Regions from separate parts of the Homo sapiens genome. Here region 1 is linked to region 2. Evidence: read pairs that join two places in POLR2A ChIA-PET (ENCODE). Cell type or tissue: Panc1. All regions are shown on one strand. Links, peaks and the distances in the headings refer to the core of each region. The heading gives the core; the rest is flanking DNA. Region 1 overlaps CDCA5 (cell division cycle associated 5). Region 2 overlaps PACS1 (phosphofurin acidic cluster sorting protein 1).

Region 1 (11,304 bases), core at 7,054-11,053, 1.0 Mb before region 2:
AGCCTCATCTGAAAGGGTGGTGAGCTACCGGGCTGAGGACCCAGGCGAGGAGGGAGGGGTCCATAGGCTGTGTGGGGAACTGCCCTGTGGAGAGGGAGGGTGAAGTCCACTCTCCAAGAAATGGGGACAGGTGTGAGCCATGGGGCTGGCTTCAGACCTCACATGCACACTGGTGGGACTAGAATTTGTGCTGTGGGAGGCTCATGACTGAGGCAGGGTGCCAGGTGCCATCACTCCTGACTCCACCTGTGCCCCTCCTACCAGGCACTCAGAGGCTCTCTGAAGCCCCTGTCCCCAGCTCCCACTGGAGGGGCACACCTGCCCAGGCTGGTGGGAAACCACCACATCCACTTACTCCATGATGTGCCTGGACACTGGGGGGACAGAGACAAATACAACCTTGCCTCCAGCCTGAGCTGGAGTTTACACAGCTACTGTGTAAACGTGTGTGCAGAGCAGACAGAATGGAGCTTGAAGGTGCTATGATGGAGGTCTGTGTGGACTTCTGAGACTTAAAAAGGGAGGGAATGGTCAGTTCTACTTGAAAATTGTTCATTGAGCACTTACCATGCACCAAGTGCTTTACTTGTATTATTTCATTCTTTTTTTTTTTTTTTTTTTTTTTGAGATGGAGTTTCTCTCTTTCACCCAGGCTGGAGTGAAGTGGCATGATCTTGGCTCACTGCAACCTCCACCCGCCAGGGTTCAAGTGATTCTCCTGCCTCAGCCTCCCGAGTAGCTGGGATTACAGGTGCCCGCCACCATGCCCGGCTAATTTTTGTATTTTTAGTAGAGACGAGGTTTCACCATCTTGGCCAGGCTGGTCTTGAACTCCTGACCTCAAGTAATCCAACCACCTCAGCCTCCCAAAGTGCTGGGATTACAGGTGTGAGCCACCGCGCCCGGCCGACTATCTCATTTTTAAACACTGTGGCATAGGTATTATTATTGTCCTCATTTTACTGTTAAGGAAACTGAGGCACATCAGAGTCTAATTATTATCATTTGCCTGGGATCACACAGCTAGAAGCTGGCAGAGCCAGGATTCAAACCCAGTTGGATTGCAGAACCTGTGCTCTTTGCTTTCACCAGGGTGGGGCAGGTGGGGAGGAAAGGCTGAGCAGGGGTGACGCGTGAGCCAGACTTAATGACGCGGGGCTCCCCAGGTGACGCAGGAGTGGGGAAAGACACGAGAGGCAGAGAGCAAAGGTTCAGAGGCAGGGACCTCCAAGCAGCTCGCAGCCTGCGGTGGGTCTGTGGGCTGAAGCCTGGACACCAGCCTCGGCCTGGAGTCCTCATGAGCCCCACTAAGGTGTCAGGAGCCCCCTAGACCAGCCAGGGTTCTGGGGTGCAAACAGGAAACAATGTTGGCTGATTTGAGCAAAAAGGAGTTTATTGGGAGGATGCTGGGGAGTCACAGAACTCACGGGAAGAAGAGACTTCAAAGGGCAGGCACTGTAGGGCGCCGACTGCCAGAACTAGGACAGGGGAGGGCCTGCAGATGGACAAACACGCATTCCCCACACCAGACACTGCTGGACAGGCGGTGCCTTCATCCCTCCTCACACCCATCACTCAAGGTGGAGAATCTGATCAGTTTAGGTCCTGGTTGCCGGGATCAGGGAGAGCAAGCATCTGGGATATTCACTCCCACTGAGTGGCTGGGGTCCTGCAGACAGCACATGCCTGGAGGCTGAGACGCTACTGGGCAGCCAGGCACCAGCGACCATTCATTCCACTGCTGCACGGAGCATGGGAAGTCAGCAGAGGTTTCTGTTTCGGCTGGAGTGCAGTGGCACAATATCGGCTCACTGCAACTTCCACCTCCTGGGTTCAAGCCATTCTCCTGCCTCAGCCACCCAAGTAGCTGGGATTACAGGCACCCGCCACCACGCCCACCTAATTTTTCTATTGTTAGTAGAGATGGGGTTTCACCATGTTGGCCAGGCTGGTCTTGAACTCCTGACCTCAAGTGACCCACCAACCTTGGCCTCCCAAAATGCTGGGATTACAAGTGTGAGCCACCGCGCCTGGCCCAATTTCCTCCTTTTTAAGGCTGAATAATATTCCACTGTATTGATAGGTCACACTTTATCCATTCAGCTGCTGGTAGACATTTGTGTTGTTTCCAGCTTTTTGGTTATTGTTGAATAATGCTGCTAGGAACTTGGTGTACAAATCTATTCCAATGCCTGCTTTCAACTTTCTCTGGTCTTATTACACTCAGGTGTGAAATTGTATTAAAAGGTTTTAAAGGCCAGGCATGGTGACACGTGCCTGTAGTCTCAGCTACTTGGGCAGCTGAGGTGGAAGGATGGCTTGAGTCTGGGAAGTGGAGGTTGCAGTGAGCCCAGATCACAATACTGCAGTCCAGCCTGGGCGACGGAGCCAGACCTTGTCTCAAAAAAAAAAAAAAAAAAAAAAAAAAATTGGCAGGGGTTTTGGCTGGGCATGGTGGCTCACACCTCTAATCCCAGCACTTTAGGAGGCCAAGGAGGGTGGATCACCTGAGGTCGGGAGTTCAAGACCAGTCTGACCAACATGGAGAAACCCCGTCTCTTACTAAAAATACAAAATTAGCTGGGCGTGGTGGCACATGCCTGTAATTCCAGCTACTCAGGAGGCTGAGGCAGGAGAATCGCTTGAACTCGGGAGGTGGAGGTTGTGGTGAGCCGAGATCGTGCCATTGCACTCCAGCCTGGGTGACAAGAGTGAAACTCCGTCTCAAAAAAAAAAAAAAAAAAAAGGGTTTTAAGGAGGGGAGAAATAGGCCCGGCGTGCCAGCCACGGTGATTCACGCCTATAACCCCAGCACTTTGGGAGGCTGAGTTGGGCGGACCACCTGAGGTCAGAAATTAGAGACCAGCTTGGCCAACATAACGAAACCCCGTCTCTACTAAAAATAGAAAAATTAGCCGGGTGTGGCAGTGGGCACCTGTAATCCTAGCTACTTGGGAGGCTGAGGCAGGAGAATCACTTGAACCCAGGAGGTGGAGGTTGCAGTCAGCCGAGATTGCACCACTGCACTCTAGCCTGGGCAACAAAAGTGAAACTCCATCTCAAAAATAAAAATAAAAAATTAAGGAGGGGAGAAACAGGATCATATTGTGTGTTTTAGGAAATGTGTTCTAGCTGCAGTGCAGACAGTGTGGAGATACAGCAGCCCAAGGGAATGACCCACAGGAGGCTAGTGCAATTGTCTAGTGGCTGTGGGGTGGGGGGGATGTTGAGGGGGATGGGGCTGGCCACATGGGGTGAAGGAAGAAGGAGCTGGTCCTGGGTTCCTGGCCCGTGTGACTGTGTCAGCTGGTGGCTCTGCTAATGGCACAGAGAACACAGGAGTAGGCAAGCTGCTGGATGAGCAGAGCTTCAGATGACTTCCTGAAAGGCAGTTCTAGATTCTGATTTGTAGCTCAGGACAGTTTTAGGTTGGAGATAAAGATGGACAAGTCTTGAGCAAGGAGGCAGTCCAGAGAGCGAGGCTACCCGGCAAGAGCAGGCAGGTGGGAAAGAGGGTCCAGGACTGAGGCCTGGTATCCAGACATTTCAGGAAAAGCCAAGAAAAAGGAGCTGGCAGTGCCACAGCCCCAAAGAGGGTGTCCTGGCAGAGGCCCGAGCTTAGTATGTTGGATATTAGGACATCACTGGTTACCTTTGTCTGAGCTGTTAAAGAGAGTGACGAGGGCATTGGGAATAAATTCAAAGTAAAGAGCAACTTGGAACGTTCCTTCAAGCTTAAAATGGTGGTAGCTAACGACAGATGCTGGTCGACTTTTGGTTGTCTTTTTTGTCTTTTGAAACAGGGTCTTTACTCTGTTGCCCAGACTGGAGTGCAATGGCGTCACCATGGCTCACTGTAGCCCCGACCTCCCAGGCTCAGGTGATCCTCCCACCTCAGCCTCCTGAGTAGCTGGACTGCAGATATGTGCCACCACGCCCATTTATTTTTTTTACATTTTTTGTAGTCAGGATCTCCCTATGTTGCCCAGGCTGGTCTTGAACTCCTGAGCTCAAGTGATCCTCCTGCCTCAGCTTCCCAAAGTGCTGGGATTACAGGTGTCAGCCACTGTGCCCAGCCTGGTTGTCATTTTTTAACAACAAAGCAAATAAAAGCCATTTAGGACTTGGAAGAAAAAGAAGAGGAAGGTTTCAGAGACAAGATAATTGGATCAAAAACCAAAGTGGAAAGGCTAGCCTTGAAGAGGGGACCCATCTCCTCTGGGTGGGGGAAGGAGGTCAAAGCGGATTAAGTCTGTGGAGAACTTAATGGCTTTGATTTGTTTGGATGACTAGGAGGCAAGTACAAGTGTGGAGGATGGGATGGGAGGCTGGTCTGTGCCACCTGCCTGTAGGGTCCTAGCCTTACCTAAGGCCAAGTGGGAGAATTTCCAGGCATCAGCATCTTTGATCAGCTCCCCAGGGTCCCACAGCACCTGCTGCTACACAGTGTCCAGTCTGGACCATGGAGTGAGCAACTCGGGCTCCTTCAAAGGAGCCTGAAAGGGAATGGGGAACGAGGGCTGGACTCGGGAGGGTGTTTGCTTCCCAGGCATCTCCCGTGGGCACTGGGGGAGCTCTTAGCACTCTCACCCCAGACCCGACTTTCTTCCTCCTAGAAGAGGAGCAGACTGGGGACTGGACAGAAATAAACAAGACACGGGGCAGGACAGGCCAGGCGCAGTGGCTCACGCCTGTAATCCCAACACTTTGGGAGGCCGAGGAGGGCAGATCACTTGAGGTCAGAGTTCAAGACCAGCCTGGCCAACATGGTGAAACCTCATCTCTAATAAAAATATAAAAATTAGCCAGGCGTGGTGGTGGGCACCTGTAACCCCAGCTACTTGGGAGGCTGAGGCAGGAGAATCGCTTGAACCTGGGAGGCAGAGGTTGCAGTCAACTGAGATCACGCCACTGGACTCCAGCCTGGGAGACAGAGCTAGACTCTGTCTCAAAGAAAAAAAAAAGTGTGTGGGGCACAGTGATCTACCATGGGGCGAATGCGGGGAAGCGGGGCTGGGAGCGCCTGGACAAAGGGACAACCCCAGTGATGCAGCCCACTGGAGGCCTGGCCTTACCTTCGGCTCTGCCTTTGACTCAATAAAAGAAACACAGTCCATGAACAGGCAGAAACTCTTTAATCAGGCTTTTTTTCCAACTCTAAAACAAAATCCCATTTTTTCCTTAAATTTAGTTCCTCAGGAACAGAGAACTTTGCAATGATGATCTCAACTCTGCATCATCTGGTGACTCCTGATTCTGCAGGACTAAGACATTTCCCAAGAGTTCTGCTGCATCAGCCAGTGAGGACAAGAGTTCTTCAGTGCGGTTCAGCTCAAGGACACCTAGGCTTCCCCAGCAGGGGGCTTGCTTGCAGGTCTGACAAACCACAGAGCGTTGAGCAGATGGCCTGGGACTCCCAGACCTGGCAGAGGGTTTTATTAGGGCCCGCCTGGCCTGCACCGTTTCATCCAAGTACCCTGACCCAGCACTCATCTTCCCTGGCATTCTCTGTTATCCACCAGCTCCTCTGCACACCTCAGCGTCTACTTCCACGAACTTCTAAACATCAAAAGGTACAATGGCCAGGGGTGCGGCAGGAGAGTCGGGGGCAGGGCAGCCTTCAAATCCACACTATTGAATCCACACGATGGAAAGAAGAGAAAGATGGGGAAATTCTCCAGAGATCATGAGATGCATCCAGGCAGTGTTCTCATGTGAGAGGATAGGGAGGCCAAAAACTAAAATTGCTATCAGCCCCCGCCGCTGTCTGGTACGCGAGGAAACTTTCCGAGGACTTTACAAGCATAGTTGCAAAATGCTAGTAGGTCTGGGACTCTTCAACTTTCTCTTCTAGGGCCAAGTAGACTCGGTGTAACTTATTTTGTAAGAAATGGGTATGGGTGACAAGAGGGGCCACCTTCCACCCCTGCAGCAGAGTGGTAAGACTCCAGCGTGGGCCCTGTGCAAGGGACCAGCCCAGAGGCCATGAGCCACAGAAACTCACAGCACCTGGTGGCCACACCCTGAAATGCACCCTTTGCTCCAAGCAGCCAGCGCCCTATCAACCTGGCATTTACCAAACATCTCAACAGCAGACCAGAACTAGAAAACACAGCTTCTGTGTAGTACACACTTATGGTCTGAGACCCAACTAAGGCTCCCTACATCCTTCAAAACTCAGACTCCACAGGCTGAATGTCCAGCTTCTTCCTCCAAGACAGAATTGCCCTCAGCCCACGAATTCTCTCTGGGACTATTTACAGAATCAAAGGGGAAACCCACGGAACTGAAAACCTCTTTACACAGGTGGGTTCAAGAAGAAAGCCACCAACAGAAGGCAACTCAGGAGGGAGAGGCCGAGGCTGGCAGAGCCCCTGGGCCTATTTCCAAGCAGCCACCCCTCCCAACAAGAGCAGAGGTGCCTCTCACCTCAACCCTCAGCCCTTTAACTTCTGGCTGGGCCACTGATTCTCCTCCCCAGTCTGTGGCCCATCTGGAAACTGGCTATGGTACTTTGGGGAGATAGGAAGGACAGGACGACAAGAGACAGGACACCAGTGAGTGGCTGGGCCAGGCGGCCCCATTTCCTAAAACCAAGATGGCTGCCGCTGCTGCCCAAGCCCTCAAAGGCAGACAGTCCTCATGCGCAGCACCAGCACACACACAGGTAACAAGACCAGGGGAGGGGACCCTAAGTGTCCTCTCCACAGGGAGGTGGCTATGTACAGGACAGGAGGGAGAGTCTGGCCAGGTGCACCCCCCACTGCATCTCATTCAACCAGGAGATCAAACTGCTCAGCAGCTTCAAACTCGGCATTCATGGCCGCAGCCCACTCATCCAGCTCCGTTTTCTGAGGGAAGAGAAATGAGGAGCAGGTGAGTGAGAAGGGAACATGGTGGCTGGAGCATCTCACCCACACCCTGCAGGTGCTGCCTATCCCCCAAAAGAGCCAGAGCCCCAGCCCTGCACGTCTCCCAGAGCACACGGCAGAGAAAAACCCCTGCCTCTCACTCACCAAGATCTCTGGCATTTTCTTCTTCTTACGTTTCTGTTTCTCGGGTGGTGGGGAGATTCCAGGGAGAGTCATGTCTGGGGCCCAGGGCTTTGCACAAACCCTGGGGACCTCGGTGAGTTTGGAGCACACCACTGGCGAGACTCCGGACAAGTCTTCTGCCCCCAGCAGCCCCTCGAAGCCAAAGCAGGACCGGCGGCCTGGGGTGGAGGTAGAGGCAGAGCCCAGGGTCTCCAGCCGGCTGTAGGAACGCCTGACTTTCTTAGACATTTCCAAGTCTCTGGCGTCCAGCTCTCCTTCCTTGGAGCTGGACTCGGCCTCAGGGTTCGGCACAGGAGTGCTGGTGGGGGTGGCAGGGACGCTGTGTGTCTTGAAAAGGTCCTCCTTAGTAAGCTCCCTGCCAGGGGGCTCGTTTTCTTTCTCCAAGAAAAAGGAAATCTGCACCAGGACAGAAGAGGGGATGCCCTCAATACTTAGCTGGACTGCTTACTTCCAGAAAAGCCCGAGAAGATTCAGGGTGGAAAGACCCACAGGACACACACTTTTTTTTTTTTTTTTTGAGACGGAGTCTTGCTCTCTCGCCCAGGCTGGAGTGCAGTGGCATGATCTCGGCTCACTGCAAGCTCCGCCTCCCGGGTTCACGCCATTCTCCTGCCTCAGCCTTCCGAGTAGCTGGGACTACAGGCGCCCGCCACCTCGCCCGGCTAATTTTTTGTATTTTTAGTAGAGACGGGGTTTCACCGTGTTAGCCAGGAGGGTCTCGATTTCCTGACCTCGTGATCCGCCCGCCTCGGCCTCCCAAAGTGCTGGGATTACAGGCGTGAGCCACCATGCCCGGCCAACACACACTTTTTTTAAGGAAGGGACAAATCAGACCCTGAAAGAGACATGGAGAGAAGAAAACAACCCACCATTGCTTCCAAGGAGTCTGCTTTTGTGACACAAATGGACTTGCCCCCATCTGCTGGTGCTGTCGCTTGTTTCCAAAATGTGCCCAGCATCCAGCCTCTCCTCTGACCAACTCAAGCCCTCATTAGGTGTCTTCTAGACCAGCTCAGCAACGTTTTTTGTTTTGTTTCCAGATAAACGGTCTCAACTCTGTTGCCCAGGCTGGAGTGCAGTGGCACGATCATGGCTCACTGAAGCCTCAGCCTCCAGGGCTCACGCAATCCTCCTACCTCAGCCTCTGAGTAGCCGGGACTACAGGCATGTGACACTCTGTCTGGCTGATTTTTTTTTAGTTTCTTTGTAGAGTAGGGGAGGTCTCCCTTTGTTGCCCAGGCTGGTCCCAGCGACCTTCTGATTTCTCTCCCTGTTTCCACCCTTGCCTGCTGTGGTCCATCTGCCACACAGCTGATGAGGATTGTCCTAAATGTCCACTCAGTCCATAAGTATTTATCAGTCACCTGTCCTGTGCCAGGCACTGGGAACACAGCAGGGAATAAAACAGAGAAAACCCCTGCCCCATTCTAAGAGAAAAACAGGTAAGAAAATTCAGTATTATGTTAGCAGTATCAAGCACTACAGGAAAACAGAACAGGAGAGAGTGCTTGGGGCAGGTTAGAATTGCAAAAAGATAAAGGTCAATACATCCCTCACTGAGGTGACATTCAAGCTACAACTTGAAGGAGGTGTGGGAGTGACTCATGGCCAAGTTCTAGGCAGTGGGAACAGAAGGTGCAACAACCCTGAGGCCACAGTGTACTAGTCAGGGTCAAACAACAAGGAGGCCAGTGTGGCTGAAGTGAAGGCAAGAGGAAGAAACTGAAGATGAAGTTCAAGAGATAATGGGTGGCCAGATATGGTGGTTCACACCTATAATCCCAGCACTTTGGGAGGCTGAGGTGGGTGGATCACCTGAGGTCAGGAGTTTGAGACCAGCCTGGCCAACATAGTGAAACCCCATCTCTACTGAAAATACAAAAAAAATTAGCCAGGTGTGGTAGCAGGTGCCTGTAAGCCCAGCTACTTGGGAGGCTGAGGCAGGAGAATCGGTTGAACCTGGGAGGCGGAGGTTGCAGTGAGCCGAGATTGCGCCACTGCACTCCAGCCTGGGTGACAGTGCGAGACTCCATCTCAAAAAAAAAAAACACAGGGAAGCTGAACAAATTGGTGGTCACTGCTGACTACGACTTCCTCATTCTCTATAGCCAAGCAGTCACCCAGGTCCTGGCAACTTTATCCTGCTCGATGTACCATGAATCTCAGTCAATCAACAAGAATGAGTGGCTACTAGGAAAGGCAGAAGTCCCTACCCTCAAGGTGCCTGTGTTCTTAGAGGGGGGAGAGAAAGACATCAAACATGCAAGAAAATACACTATAAGAACTGATAAGGACCAGGCACAGTGGCTCATGCCTGTAATCCCAACACTTTAGGAGGCCAAGGTGGGAGGATCACTTGAGCCCAGGAGTTCAAGACCGGCCTGGGCAACATAGTGAACCCTCATCTCTATAAAAAAAATTAGAGAAAACATCAAAAAATTAGCCAGGCATGGTGGCATGTGACTATAGTCCCAGCTACTTGAGAGGCTGAGGAGGGAAGATCTGCAGTGAGCCGAAATCTCGCCACTGCACTCCAGCCTGGGTGGCAGAACAAGACCCTATCTTTAGAACTGGTAAGGCCTAAGAGAATTACATAGAGAAATGTGACAGCAATAGGGTAAGGGTGGTCAGGGAAGGCCACTGGGGGGCAATTCCCTCTGAACCCAGTACTGTATATCATCCTGGCTTTAGCTCACGCCCTTGGCTTCATGCTTCAGAATTCCTGGACTTCACGTCATTCCACTGGTCTTGGAGCCCCAGGGTAGCCCTTCTCAAAACCATTCTCCCCACAGCCCCCAGAGGGGTCTTTCTTAAAACACTCAAACTTGACTCGGTCACTACCTTACCCAGAACTCTCCAAAGGCTGCCCACAGACCCAAGAATGATGCCCAAGCCATGAGTGTGGCTTTTGTGCCTCATCAGGATCTGCTCTGCCTTAGGGTGCTTCCTCCCCTGCTGAGGTCTGCTGCAGACACTAAACAAATTGCTATTCCCCGAACCTTGATTTTTCTTTAAATTCCCAATCTCTGCAAACATGGCTTCTTTGACCTGGAACAAACCTACTTGTCTTTTTTTTTTTTTTTTTTTTTGAGATGGAGTCTCGCTTTGTCACCCAGGCTGGAGTGCAGGGGCGTGATCTCGGCCCACTGCAACCTCCGCCTCCTGGGTTTAAGCGATTCTCCTGCCTCAGCCTCCTGAGTAGCTGGGACTATAGGCACGTGCCACCATGCCTGGCTAATTTTGTATTTTTAGTAGACACAGGGTTTCACCACGTTGGCCAGGCTGGTCTTAAACTCTTGACCACAAGTGATCTGCCCGCCTCAGCCTCCCAAAATGCTAGGATCACAAGCGTGAGCCACTGCACCCGGCCTCTACTTGTCTTTAAAGACTCAGTTCAAATGTTTCTTCTTCCACGAAACATTCCCTGAGCCACATGGTCTGGGTTAGCTACCATCATAGCATCTAGTATTCCTTATTGCAGTCCCAGTACACAACGTTGCTATCACTTGTCATTGGTCTTTCTCCCCAGTTGACTCTAAGCCCTATCAGCTCTTCAAAGGAGTTCACATTTCTCAGTCAGTATGTCTTCAGATTGTCTATTAATGAAACATCCTTTGATAATAACTTCTGCTAAAACTGTAAAAATGTCATACACATGACTTATCTCAGAACACCCATACATGAAAGCTGAAGGCATAATGGATTAGAAAGGCAGTACGTGGAGTTAAGACATAGCTCAGCTTTTAAAGGAAGTTCCAGGAAAATGGTAGAAATACACAAGGCATAAAAAGTTAAGTGTATTAAGTCTTCAGGGAGTAATCAAGACTGGCAATGCATGCAGGTGCCCACAGGCAAACTGTTTTTGCAGTACTGCAAAACAGCTCCCTGGGCAGATGTGAGGAGCCAATGTGTGCTGTCCAGCTCTAGAGTGACCCAGATTCTACTTAATTAAGTAGATGAAAGTGAACTCACCCTAGGGCTCCTGCGAGGTGATTGGACAGCTGGGACCTGCGGGGGACAATACCAATTGATCACATAGCTGGTCCCCAGTTTTGCCCGCCTAACCACCCACAACACTCTCCTTAGCCTTTACCTCTACAGCATGGGCCACGATCCTCTTTAAGACGATGGGCTTTCTGACTGCAGCCGCACTGGGTGTCTGGAGAAGAGGGATGAACGTGAGCTCAACATTAGGTGAGGGGCCACAAGGGGAGGAAGTGAGAAATCTGGGGCTCACCTTCGGCCAGAT
Region 2 (12,336 bases), core at 3,394-7,393:
TCCAAGATTAAGGTGCCAGTAGGGGTTGGTTTCTGGTGAGGCCTTTCTTCTTGGCTGCAGACGGGCACATTCTAGGTGTGTCTTCATGTGGCCTTTCCTCTGTGCACAGAGAGCATATGTAAGCCCTTGTGTCTTCCTTTAATAAGGATGCCAGCCCTATCAGATTAGGGCCCCACCCTTCTGACCTCATTTAACCATATTACATCCTTAGGGCACTATCTCCAAATGCAGTCACTTTAGGGATTAGGGCTCCAGTATAGGAATTTAGGGCCAGGTATGGCAGCCCACACCTGCAATCTCAGAGCTTTGAGAGGCCAAAGTGGGAGGATCGCTTGAGCCCAGGAGTTTGAAACCAGCCTGGGCATCATAGCAAGACCCCCTGTCTCTACAAAAGCTGGCAGCCTGAGTATTAAGATCTTATCTCTACAAAGAAAAAAAGAAAATTAACCAGACAGGGTGGTATGTACCTGTAGTCCAAGCTACTTGGGAGGCTGAAGTGGGAGGATCACTAGAGCCTGGGTAATTGAGGCTGCAGTGAGCCATGATTGTGCCACTGCACTCTAGCCTGAGTGACAGAGAGAGGCCTTGTCTCAAAAAGAAAGAGAGAAAGAGAGAAGAGAGAGAAAGAGAAAGAAAGAAAGAATGAATGAGTTAGCTGGGTGTGCTGATGTGTCTGTAGTCCTAGCTACTTGGGGCTGAGGTAGGAGAATTGCTTGAGCCCAAGAGTTCAGGGCTGCAATGAGCTATGTTTGTGCCACTGTACTCCAGCCTGGATGACAGAGCAGCAAGACCCTGTCTCTAAAAACAAAACAAAACTAAGAATTTTAGGATGACACAACTCAGTCCATAGCAAGTGATACCTCTTTGACTGGAACAAATAACCTTATGCTTCAGGTGCAATATCTCACACAGACACTATGGCCTTCGTTCACTTTTTAAACTAGCATTTATTGAAGACAAAACTATGTGCCAAGTTTTATGCCAGCTGCAGGGGATATCCCGTACCCTCCACCAGTAGAGGAGACAGAGCCAGTTTCAGAGAAGGGTGGTGAGTACCTGGGGATGGATGGATGTGTCAGGAAAAGTTTCATTGAGAAGGTCGCATATGGCCAGGCGTGGTGGCTCACGCATGTAATCCCAGTACTTTGAGAGGCTGAGGTGGATCACTTGAGCCAAGGAGTTTGAGACCAGCATGGGCAACATAGTGAGACCCCATCTCTATTTTAACAAAAAGTAAAAGAAAAAGAGAAGGTCGCATATGGTCTTTCAGGTCTGTGAAGAAGTGTGTGCATAGTTTACCACACAACAGCATATGAGTCATGTCACCATCATTATTGTCATCACCCATCTTTATAGTAACAAGAAGGTAGTTCCTTCACACTCTAACCTAAGCCCTTTTTCTTCATCTTCACCTGGCTTTGGTTCTTTTGCTACAGTTACTCCAGCCTCTCTCCCCAGCCTTTATCTTCCACATTTTCTGCTGTGTTGTTTCAACAGCCAGTGACTTTTCTGTTCATACTCTATTGATGATGAAGTAAAAATTGATTTTGATTTGTTTCTGATTTCTTTTCCTTAGTAAGTTTGAGTTGAACCTTTAGTTCTCTCTCCTCATCTCCTCGCTTTCTACAAAGGCAATTCCTGGTGTTAAGTGAAAGCTGTTCCTGTTAGAGCCTACTGTTTGCCATTAATAAGTGATAAGGGAGGTTGTCAGCCAGCATTAATACTCTGTTTATGAAATTACAGTTACTGATGCAGTATTTTGTGAAGTTCTTAAGATATAAACGGCACAAGTGATTTGATAAGTTATAGCTCCAGAGACTTCCTTACATAGTATGCCAGTATTTCTTTTTCCCCTCTCAACGGGACACACATAACATTAAATTAAGTTTGTCTTGGTTGCCATTTACTTTAAACGGATCTGGTGCCTGTGCTCAGATATGTTTATGAGAGTATAATTGACTTCTCTGAAAGCATTGAGATTGAGGGAGTAGTTATATCTTACCTTAGTCTCATTGATGATTCATGGAATTGAAATAATTAAAAAGTACTTATTACATGCCTGATTGCTTCATGACCCTTTGATAAACTACCAACACTCATATCAAATGTCTCCTGATTTAAAAAAAAAAATTTTTTTTATACATATATAGACAAGTTCTCACTGTGTCACCGAGGCTGGAGTATGGTGGCTTTCACAGGCATGATCATAGCTCACTGCAGCCTCGCCCTCCTGGGCTCAAGGGATCCTCCTGCCTCAGCTTCTCGAGTAGCTGGGACCACAGGCACCTGCGTCTAGCTAAATGCCTCTTGATTTTAATGGCATGTCTTGTCTTCATAGCATATTCCACAAAAAACTCTAAAGTCTGATAGAAATGATCCTTCTCTTTCCTGTAGTTTTTTTTTGTTTGTTTTGTTTTGAGAAAGGGTCTCACTCTGGTTGCCCAGGCCGGAGTGCAGTGATGCGATCTCGGCTCACTACTACAGCCTCTGCCTCCTGGGTTCAAGTGATCCTCCCACCTCCTGAGTACCTGAGACTCCAGGTGTGCACCACCATGCCCAGCTAATTTTTGTATTTTAGTAGAGACGGGGTTTTGCCATGTTGGCCAGGCTGGTCATGAACTCCTGACCTCAAGTGATCCTCCCGCCTCAGCCTCCCAAGGTGCTGGCGTTACAGGCATGAGCCGTAGCACCCAGCCAACATTTTACTCTTTATACGTGTGTTCAGCTACAAAACTTTCTTCCCTACCAACCCTCCCAAGTCTAAGTAAAATTGATCTCGGAGTCACTTGACCTATTTATCTGGTATTATCCTGGTACGCTGCTAGAGGTATATATACAGGGTCATGTGTCACTTAAGGATGAGAATGTGTTCTGAGAAACATGTCATCATTGAGTGTACTTACACAAACCCAGATGGCATAGCCCACTACGCACCTAGGCTGTGTGGTATGGCCTGTTGCTCCTAAGCTACAAACCTGTACAGCACTGATTCAACTTTAGGCAATTGTAACACAGTGGTATTTGTGGATCTAAACATAGAAAAGGTACAGTAAAAATACAGTATAAAAAATGTTGCATCTGTATAGAACAACTCCATTATAATCTTATGGGACCCCTGTTGTATATGTGGTTTATTGTTGACTGCATGTTGTTCTGCGGTGCATGACTGTACTAGTTTTAAAAGCAGAACTGTCTCTATAATCCACTTCTTAGCTTCAGGTACTATTTCCTAATATCAGACACGTGGCACTGACTTTTCTTCTTAACTCCAGACTTATGTATCCAAGTGCCTATTTGACATCTGCATTTGGATATTGGATCAGCATCACAAATTTAATACAAGGACCTAACTCTTGATTCTCTCCACAACGCCAAACCTGTTTTTCCTCTAATTGTCCCCACCTCAGTCAACTATATTATCCACCTAGCTGCCTAAGCCAGAAACCTAGGAATTATCCCAGATTATTATTCTTTTTTTTGTTTTGTTTTGTTTTTTGTTTTTGACTCACTCACTCTGCTCAGGCTGGAGTGCAGTAGCGTGATCTCTGCTCACTGCAACCTCCACCTCCCGGGTTCAAGTGATTCTCCTGCCTCAGCCTCCCTAGGTGCTGGGATCACAGGCATGCGCCACCACGCCCAGCTAATTTTTGTATTATAGAGATGGGGTTTCACCATGTTGGCCAGGCTGGTCTTGAACTCCTGGCCTCAAGTGATCCGCCTGCCTTGGCCTCTCAAAGTGCTGGAATTACAGGTGTGAGCCACTGCACCCAGCTCAGATTCTTCTTTATAATGCCTGCCTCATGTAGTCCCTCAGCAGGAGCTATTGATTCTGAACCCTTCCCATCCCCCGTGGTTCCCTTGCTCTCCTGTCGTTCACACCACCCTGTCTCACCTGCATCACGCAGTAGCCACCAGACTGATCTGTTTCACTGCCTGTGCAGTTCTTCTCTACACTGCCGGCAGAGTGGTCTCTTTGAAATGCAGATCTGATTGTTGCACTCACCTGCCTAATCCCCTCCAGTAAAACCCAGACTTCTTCTCCTGGCCTACAAGATCCTGTTTGGCTTGGCCTCTGCCTGCTCTCCAGCCTGTTTCTTACCCTCTTCGCCTAGTTTGCTGCATGCCTGCCACATGGCCTGCCTTCTGCTGCTGCTTGGATAGGAGAGGCTCAGTCTCTCCTTAGGGCCTTTGTGCTTGCAGTTCTTGGAAATGCTTGGATGTCAGAAGGTTACATGGCTGTCCCGTTGGTGTCATTCAGGTCTCACTCAGCGCAGACAGGCCTTCCCTCGCTGCGCAGTTAGTCACATGCCTCTCGTTGCTTTCTTAATATTTTACTTTAAACTTTTTTTCTATTACATACCTTATCCGACATGATTTTGTTTGTGTGTTTTACAGGAGAGGGGTTATATCTGTCTCGTTCATGACTGAGTTCTCAGTGCCTGAACAGTTCCTGACATCCAGTAGACCCTTTATATCTATTTGTTGAATAAGTGACTGCTTTTCCCGTTGTGCATGGGCCAGTGCCAGGGGTCGAGTTGTAGTGAACTGAGAGTACATGGACAGTGCTGAATGGGGAAATGAAAGTTATCAAAAGCCTCTGGTGCCTTGCTTATTCATAGCAGATTTGTTCATAATAACAAAAGCTGGAAAGAACCCAAATGCCCATCAACACATGAATGAATAAACTGTGGCTATGATTTGGCTATAAAAAGAATGATACATGGTGGAATATGGATGAATCTTGAAAGCATTATGCTGCATGAAAGGAAGCCTTACACAGAAGAGCACATACTTAGGATTCCATTGATATGAAATTCTAGGAAGGGCATTTAATTTATAGTAAGAGAAAAGTGGCTAACCAGAACCCAGGATGGGAGAGGGTTGACTGGGATGGAACACAGAACTTTTAGGGTAATGGAAATGTTCTGTATCTTAAATATGGTGGTGATTACACAGGTATAAATTTGTCAGAACTTATCAAAATGTACAATTAAATCAGTCCACTTTATTGTATATAAACTATTTCTCAAAGTTGAACTGGTGTCTGACATTTAAATGTACTTTGGATTTCTTTTGTTTACCTACCCACTTCTTGGGCAGATGACTTTTCTTTTAATTTCCAGTTCTCCTAGCTACCTGCTGACTCATCCCAGACGTACTTACATTCCTGTTTCTGAATCAGTTCCAACATCCTTTGGGTCTCTTGTCCTCAATCTCTAGTTGGCAAAACATCTTTCTAATTGCAGGGTTATTGGTTATCTTCAGATATGCTATTGGAACTTACTTACCATCAAGGCTAGTTGGGTCTCCACCTCAAAGACTAAGTATCTCCAAACAGATACTTTTACAACGTAACAAGCAAGGAAAAAAAATGTTTGCAGCACATGTAGTTTGACAAGAAGACATAAGAGTATATTTTAAACTCTCAGTTCCTTTCGGTATGATGACTTGTATACTTTGATCAGACTTCCTCTTCAGAAGTTGTAGTCTTTATGTTTAGGATTCCTCCTGTTCCTGTTAATACAGCAGCTGAACTGAAAGCTGTATAGAGATTTGATGAATAGTTGACTGTCTCGTGATCAAACTCTTGCTCTGACATTAATATACTTTATTTAGTATCAAGTCTAATTTTCATCTTTTATTTTTCCTCCCTTTAGTTCACAGAATCACCCAGTCCTTTCTTCCTTTATTAATACATTATTTTGCAAGTGATATATGACCACAGCCTCATAAAGTACTCAAGCAAACACATAGGGTATGATGTGAAAGTGCCACTGAAGCTCTTTTGCATCTCTCCACCTCCCCAGACAAAAATACGATTAAGAGTTCGGCAGACATTCTTCCAGATCTTTTCCTAAGCATTGACATAGGACATGTGTACAGATACATAGACATTGTTTACGTAAGCAGAATCACTATGAGTTGTTCAGCTTGTTTTTTTTTCACATAAAAACGTATCTTGGGGGCTGGGTGCGGTGTCTCACGCCTGTAATCCCAGCACTTTGGGAGGCCGAGGCGGGCGGATCACAAGGTCAAGAGATCGAGACCATCCTGGCTAACACGGTGAAACCCCGTCTCTACTAAAAATACAAAAAATTAGCCGGGAGTAGTGGCGGACGCCTATAGTCACAGCTACTCGGGAGGCTGAGGCAGGGAAATGGCATGAACCCAGGAGGCAGAGGTTGCAGTGAGCTGAGATCCCACCACTGCACTCCAGCCTGGGCGACAGAGCAAGACTCCGCCTCAAAAAAAAAAAAAAAAGTACCTTGGGGATTTTTCTGTTTTTGTACTTACAGGCCTATCTCATACTTTTTAATGGCTGCTTAGTATGCCATAGAATAGAGAAAACACAGTTTATTTAACTAATCCTACTAAATGGACATTTATTTCTAATTTTCACTCTAATAGTCAAAAAATGAATTTAGAAAATGCAAATAATTTGTGTTTTTAGGGTCTTTCATTTCTTATTTAGTTATATAATTATTCTAGCTTTTAAAAAAGCTTATTAGGGTGGGAAGTGCCTCACTGATACTGTAATGTTAGAACTACACTGAAAACTTTGTTTCAGAAGAAAAAGTTGAATGTAAGTTCTCTGTGACTGCGGACTTCATTAGCATTGTGTCTTCAGGGCTTTCTTTTTAGGTATGATTATAAACCAAAAGCACTATAAGTGGTTACATAATTTTCTTACAGTTTGTATACCTCATTCAAAAGAAGCATACATCTCTAAGGATTAGAACTAGAACCATAAGCCAGGTGTGGTGGCTCACACTTGTAATCCCAGCACTTTAGTAGGCTGAGGTGGGAGGATCATTTGCACCCAGGAGTCAGAGACCAGCCTGGGTAACATAGGGAGACCCCATCTCTACAAAAAAAAAATACAAAAATTAGCCGGGCATGCTGGCTCATGGCTGTGGTCCCAGCTACTTGGGAGGCTGCGGTGGGAGGATTGCTTGAGCCTGGGAGGTCAAGGCTGCAGTGAGCTGTGATTGTGCCACTGCACTCCAGCCCAGGTAATAGAGCGAGACCCTATCTCAAAAAAAAAAAAAAAAAAAAACTAGAACAGTGACCTTTGGTTGTAACATGATCAGCAGTTGGTTATAATGAGTGCTTTAAATTAATGTTTTCCCATGGAGCTGGAGCCAAGCATTTGTGAAAAATGTTTTTTCTCTCTCCCTTTTTCAGTTTGAAATCCTGCTAATACACTAATTTCTGTGGAACTTTCTACCAGCCTCTACTGGTGACCAGCAGTTGCTGGTTTATTAGCACTCAAAATATTTAAAACAAGCAAGAAACCTGTCTTTCCATCTCCTTGCCCTGTATATGGAGATGCACAAATATGGAAAATTCTGATGTTTAAGCAGAATTAGTTATATTTCAGGTAGATGGATTTGAATCTTTCAAAACCCCACATGAGGTAAGTATATTTCTTCAGCCCTGCTTTTCAGCAAATAGTGGGACTGCAGAGCAGGCTGACATTTGTCTTAGCTACCCAAGAAGGACCAAAATTGCCTTCCTGTTAGGTTTTGCCTGCATGTTTAGTTATGAGACAGCCTGAGACCCTGTTTTTCTTTCGTATTAGCTGACCTCGGTATTAACCTCACCTTCCCTCCTCCCCTTCTTTTTTTGGTTTCTGGTTTTCCTTTTCAATTTGTTACAAGTACGCTTAAAGCACGAAGGCGTTGCAGTTGTTAGAGATTATTTTGTTCTCTGGCGGTTTCAGTTATCTTGACTTTAAGCTTTCTTCCTCTTAGACAAATAATATAGGCAGCTGTCATATCTGAGGGTTTTAAATTCTTGTTAACCTTTTAACTTATTGTGATTAAGATGAATTTGAAAAGAAAGCCATTTCCTCTATTTAAGAATTGCCTTGGCAAGAAGTTGGAAATCCTAGAACCTTGTTGCAAAGGAATGTGTCGCTATTTGTTATGAATGAGTCTGGTTGGGTCCAGTGAAACCTTCCTATTGCTAATGTGCAATTAGGTATCTTCAGTGAGGGAGAGACTGTCCTCTAAGCAAAGCAGCTAAAGCTCCAGGGGCAAAGGGCAGAGCGAATAAGCAGGGGCCTGGGTCATCTATTTTGTTCTCTGGCCTGAAAGCATTTGACTGCTCATCTCACATCCCTTCTTTGCCCTCAGTCGTTAGATATTAGGTCTACTGTGGTTGAATGAGACTGTCTACAAAAGGGTTCCAGTGCTCACCAAAAGCTGTTTGTAAATACGAAGTATTACATATTATCTTTCCTAAGGTTGTGAGAACCTAGAAGAACTGCCTTTGATTAATGCTAGAAAACAGCTCTTATGAGACATAAAGTTCATTTAATAATCCCACAAATGCTTACGAGCAACTATTCTATACCAGGCAGTTTTCTAGCTTTTTGGAAATAGAGTGGTGAACAAAATAGATGAACATCTCTGCCTTCATAGAACTTAGATTCTAGCTGGGCACAGTGGCTCACGCCTGTAATCCCAGCACTTTGGCTGAGGCAGGTGGATTACTTGAGCTCAGGAGTTCAAGACCAGCCTGGGCAACATGTTGAAATCACATCTCTACCAAAAATACAAGATATTAGCCAGGCGTGGTGGTGTGTGTCTGTGGTCCCAGCTACTCATAAGACTGGGGTGAGAGGATCACTTGAGCCTGGGAGGTGGAGTTTGCAGTGAGCTAAGATCGTGCAACTGCACTCCAGCCTGGGTGACCAAGTGAGACTCCATCTCAAAAACAAAAAAAAAAACAACTCAGATTCTAGTTGGGGAGACATATACTAAATAAGATAACACAAATAAAGGGCAGTATATAGTGAATTCAGTAGGGACAAATGCTGGGTAGAAAAAACTAAGCAGGGGAAGAAGACAGGAAGTGTCAGGAGTAGTACTGTGGCTTTATTATTATAAATTGTTTCCTTTTAAAAACGATGTGTATTATGCATTAAAGCATTGCTCTGAGAAGGGGTCCTCTGACTTCTCCAGACTGCCAAAGGGACCCTGGCATTGAAAGGGTTAAGGAGGCTGGGCGCAGTGGTTCACACCTGTAATCCCAGCACTTTGGGAGGCCTAGGTGGATAGATCACTTGAGGTCAGGAGTTTGAAGCCAGCCTAGCCAACATGGTGAAATCGTGTCTCTCCTAAAAATACAAACATTAGCTGGGCATGGTGGCGGGCACCTGTAATCCCAGCTACTCAGGAGGCTGAGTCAAGAGAATCGCTTGAACCCAGGAGGAGAGGTTGCAGTGAGCCGAGATCGCACCACTGCACTCTAGACTGGGCAATAAGAGGAAAACTCCATCTCAAAAAAAAAAAAAAGAGAGAAAAGAAAGAAAAAGAAAAGGTTAAGGACCCCTCATTAGAGTTACAAGACCAGCCCTCAACATGTGATTAAAAGATGTTTGTTATGGCCGGGCGTGGTGGCCCATGCCTGTAATCCCAGCACTTTGGGAGGCCGAGGCAGGCGGATCACCTGAGGTCGGGAGTTCGCGACCAGCCTGACCAACATGGAGAAACCCCATCTCTACTAAAAATACAAAATTAGCTGGGCATAGTGGCGCATGCCTGTAATTCCAGCTACTTGGGAGGCTGAGGCAGGAGAATTGCTTGAACCCAGGAGGTGAGGTTGCAGTGAGCCGAGATTGCGCCATTGCACTCCAGCCTGGGCAACAAGAGTGAAATGCCATCTCAAAAAAAAAGAAAAAAAAAAGATGTTTGTTTCCTCTTTGATGCTTTATGTGATAATGATGCGGTAGACTTTCCACATATCTCCCTATTATATCTGGTAATTGTGGCTTTAAATTATTTGAAGCTGTCATTCACTTTTGAGACTAGTGTTTGTAGGATGTTTTTTCCATTTGTGTTCTGTAGAACCCCAGGGTACCCTGAAGCCTTTTTGGCACATGTGGGGGTCATTTTAAACGTATGTTTGGATTATTCATCTACGTTAGTCTAAACAAGTAATCAGATGCCTGGCTTTGAGGTAGGTATAAGTAAAGAGAATAGACTAAGGGGTTGGTGCATATTTATGGAACATAAACAGCATAGATGGTTAACAGATGCTACACACAGGTGAACCACTGATTTAACCTGTTATGTGTATGCCATTGAGCCACTATCAAGACCTTGAGCTGCTACCTAGTGTCTGTATAAAGATAAGAATTTCCAGCCAGGGGCCGGGCGCTGTGGCTCATGCCTATAATCCGGGCACTTTGGGAGGCTGAGGCAGTAGGATTGCTTGAGCCCAGGAGCTCAAGACCACCCTAGGCAACATAAGGAGACCTTGTCTCTGCAAAAAATGAAAATATCAGCCAGATGTGGTTGTGTGCACTGGTAGTCCCAGCTCCTTGGGAGGCTGAGGTGGGAGGATCACTTGAGCCTGGGAAGTCAAGGCTGCAGTGAGCCATGATTGTGCCACTGTACTCCAGCCTGAGTGACAGAGTGAGATCTTGTCTCTAAAATATAAATAAATAAAAAGGATATTTTCTAGGCCAGGCGTGGTAGCTCACGCCTGTAATCCCAGCACTTTGGGAGGCTGAAGTGGACCAATCACCTGAGCTCAGGAGTTTAAGACCAGCCTGGGCTTAGGCAACATGGCGAAACCCCATGTCTACAAAAAAAAAAAAAAAAAAAAAAAGAAAGAAAAAGAAAAAAAGATATTCTGAGCTTATTTTCTCGTTATTTCCTTCTCTCCCTTCCCAAATATTTTTTTGAGCATCTGTGTCAGCTAGGAATACAGAAACTAAAAAACATTGCTTGCCCTTGTGACTGGGGAGATATAGACAATTGAATAATCAACCACAACATGTTATAGTAAGTGCTAAGATAAAGGTAGGCACAAGTGTCAGGGAAAACACAGAAGTGGGATGCCTGAGCTGAGTGGGAGTGGGGGTGGCCCAAGAAGGCTTCCTGAACCAGTGGCACCAGATGGACAAGGGAGAGGCCCCCTACTCCCTGCTTGTCCTCTGCTCTCTTCTGACCGGTAGCGTTAATACTTCTTTGGTTTAATGCAGGATCACCAGACTCTGTGGCCCACGACCTGTTTTTGTGTAGCCCATAAGACATACCTTTCTAAGTACTATAGCTGAAAAACATCAAAAGAGTAGTAATATTTTGTGACATGTGAAAATTATATGAAATTCAAATTTCTGTCTGTAAACCTCACTGGAACACAGCCATGCTCATTCGTTTGTATATGGTCTGTGGCTGCTTTCTCCCTACAACGGTAGAATTGAACAGTTGCATCAGAGACCTTATGGCCTGCTAGGCCAGAAATGTTAAGCCCTTTACAGAGAAAGCTTGCTGGCTCCTGTTTAATGCTTTAACTGCCCTACTGAAAGGCAGGAGGTTGAAAAAATGATGGTAGTCAAAAGGAATGCATGAAATCCTGTTGTCTTCTGTTAGCTGATTGCAAGTAGTACACAGGATATATTTGAGACATCTCTTTTCCTATCTCCCACCAAAGGATAATTCAGGCGGATCTCAGTGCACAGGCACAGGCATTTGCCTCATTCTTGTTTTGTCTGTTTTGAATTTAGTTATGGGAATATTTTAATATCTCTCAAAAATAGGGTATCTGGTGTGAGTCAGAATGATTATAGAACATGCTTGCCTGGAGAACAGGAAATGCGGGATCCACTCCTGGTGTGCTGTTAGCTGAAGGACGTCAGAACTGTCCTTTAACCTCCCTGCAGGTCTCTAAATGGTAGGATTGTTTGGGGATTACACTAGATCATCTCTAGGCACCGTTCAGCTCAGTAGAGACATTGCTGCATGGTGGAAGGAGTGACCTCAGTGTGAATCCTGGTTCTGTCCCTTTCTGCCCAGGAGACCTTGAGCAGCTTATCTAAATGCTGTGTGCCTTTGTTAGCTCATCTGAAAATGTGGCTGTAAGAATGACCTCATGAGAATGGACTGAGATCATATTCTTAAAACTCTTGGCACTAATAGGTATTTAATCTACTATAACTGTGAAAATTATGTCTGTGAACTCTTTTTTTTTTTTTTTTTGAGACAGAGTCTCGCTCTGTTGCCCAGGCTGGAGTGCAGTGGCACGATCTCGGCTCACTGCAACCTCTGCCCCCTGTGTGCCACCACTCTCGGCTAATTTTTGTATTTTTAGTAGAGATGGGGTTTCACCATTATTGGCCAGGCTGTTCTTGAACTCCTGACCTCAAGTGATCCACCTGTCTTGGCCTCCCAAAGTGCTAGGGTTACAGGCGTGAGCCACTGGACCCAGCCTGAATACTAATTATATACTTCATTTTAATCAAACTCAATTTGTGAAATAGCTGGATTTAGGATTTGCTTAATGAAAGAGATATGACGTTCCTTTAAAAGCCAGCTTTTCTAC

The links. ChIA-PET counts read pairs that join two places held together with the same protein. Peaks named below come from ENCODE experiments on the same cell type or tissue, not always from the same donor. Only the 100,000 strongest peaks of a DNase experiment are listed, where the experiment ranks them.
Region 1: POLR2A ChIA-PET joins it to region 2 with 5 read pairs; 1 of 35 experiments calls an interaction of 5 or more read pairs at or near these places.

Annotation. Positions count from the first base shown.
Region 1 is chr11:65,072,337-65,083,640 of GRCh38, forward strand. It overlaps CDCA5 (cell division cycle associated 5), which reads right to left. Exons shown (of 6, transcript NM_080668.4): 2 at 11,293-11,304; 3 at 11,149-11,214; 4 at 11,028-11,063; 5 at 7,017-7,451; 6 at 5,117-6,851. The coding sequence ends at 6,771. Among named protein-coding and RNA genes, the nearest start is that of CDCA5, 6.1 kb to the right of the region's middle. RefSeq lists an enhancer at 6,295-6,796. In Panc1, for the core only: no CTCF peak of the experiment used is centred there; no DNase peak of the experiment used is centred there; H3K4me3 peaks cover 720 bases; H3K27ac peaks cover 597 bases.
Region 2 is chr11:66,108,173-66,120,508 of GRCh38, forward strand. The region is part of intron 1 of PACS1 (phosphofurin acidic cluster sorting protein 1); the gene reads left to right. Among named protein-coding and RNA genes, the nearest start is that of PACS1, 44 kb to the left of the region's middle. RefSeq lists an enhancer at 5,158-5,247. In Panc1, for the core only: no CTCF peak of the experiment used is centred there; DNase peaks (open chromatin) are centred at 5,329 and 5,744; H3K27ac peaks cover 2,385 bases.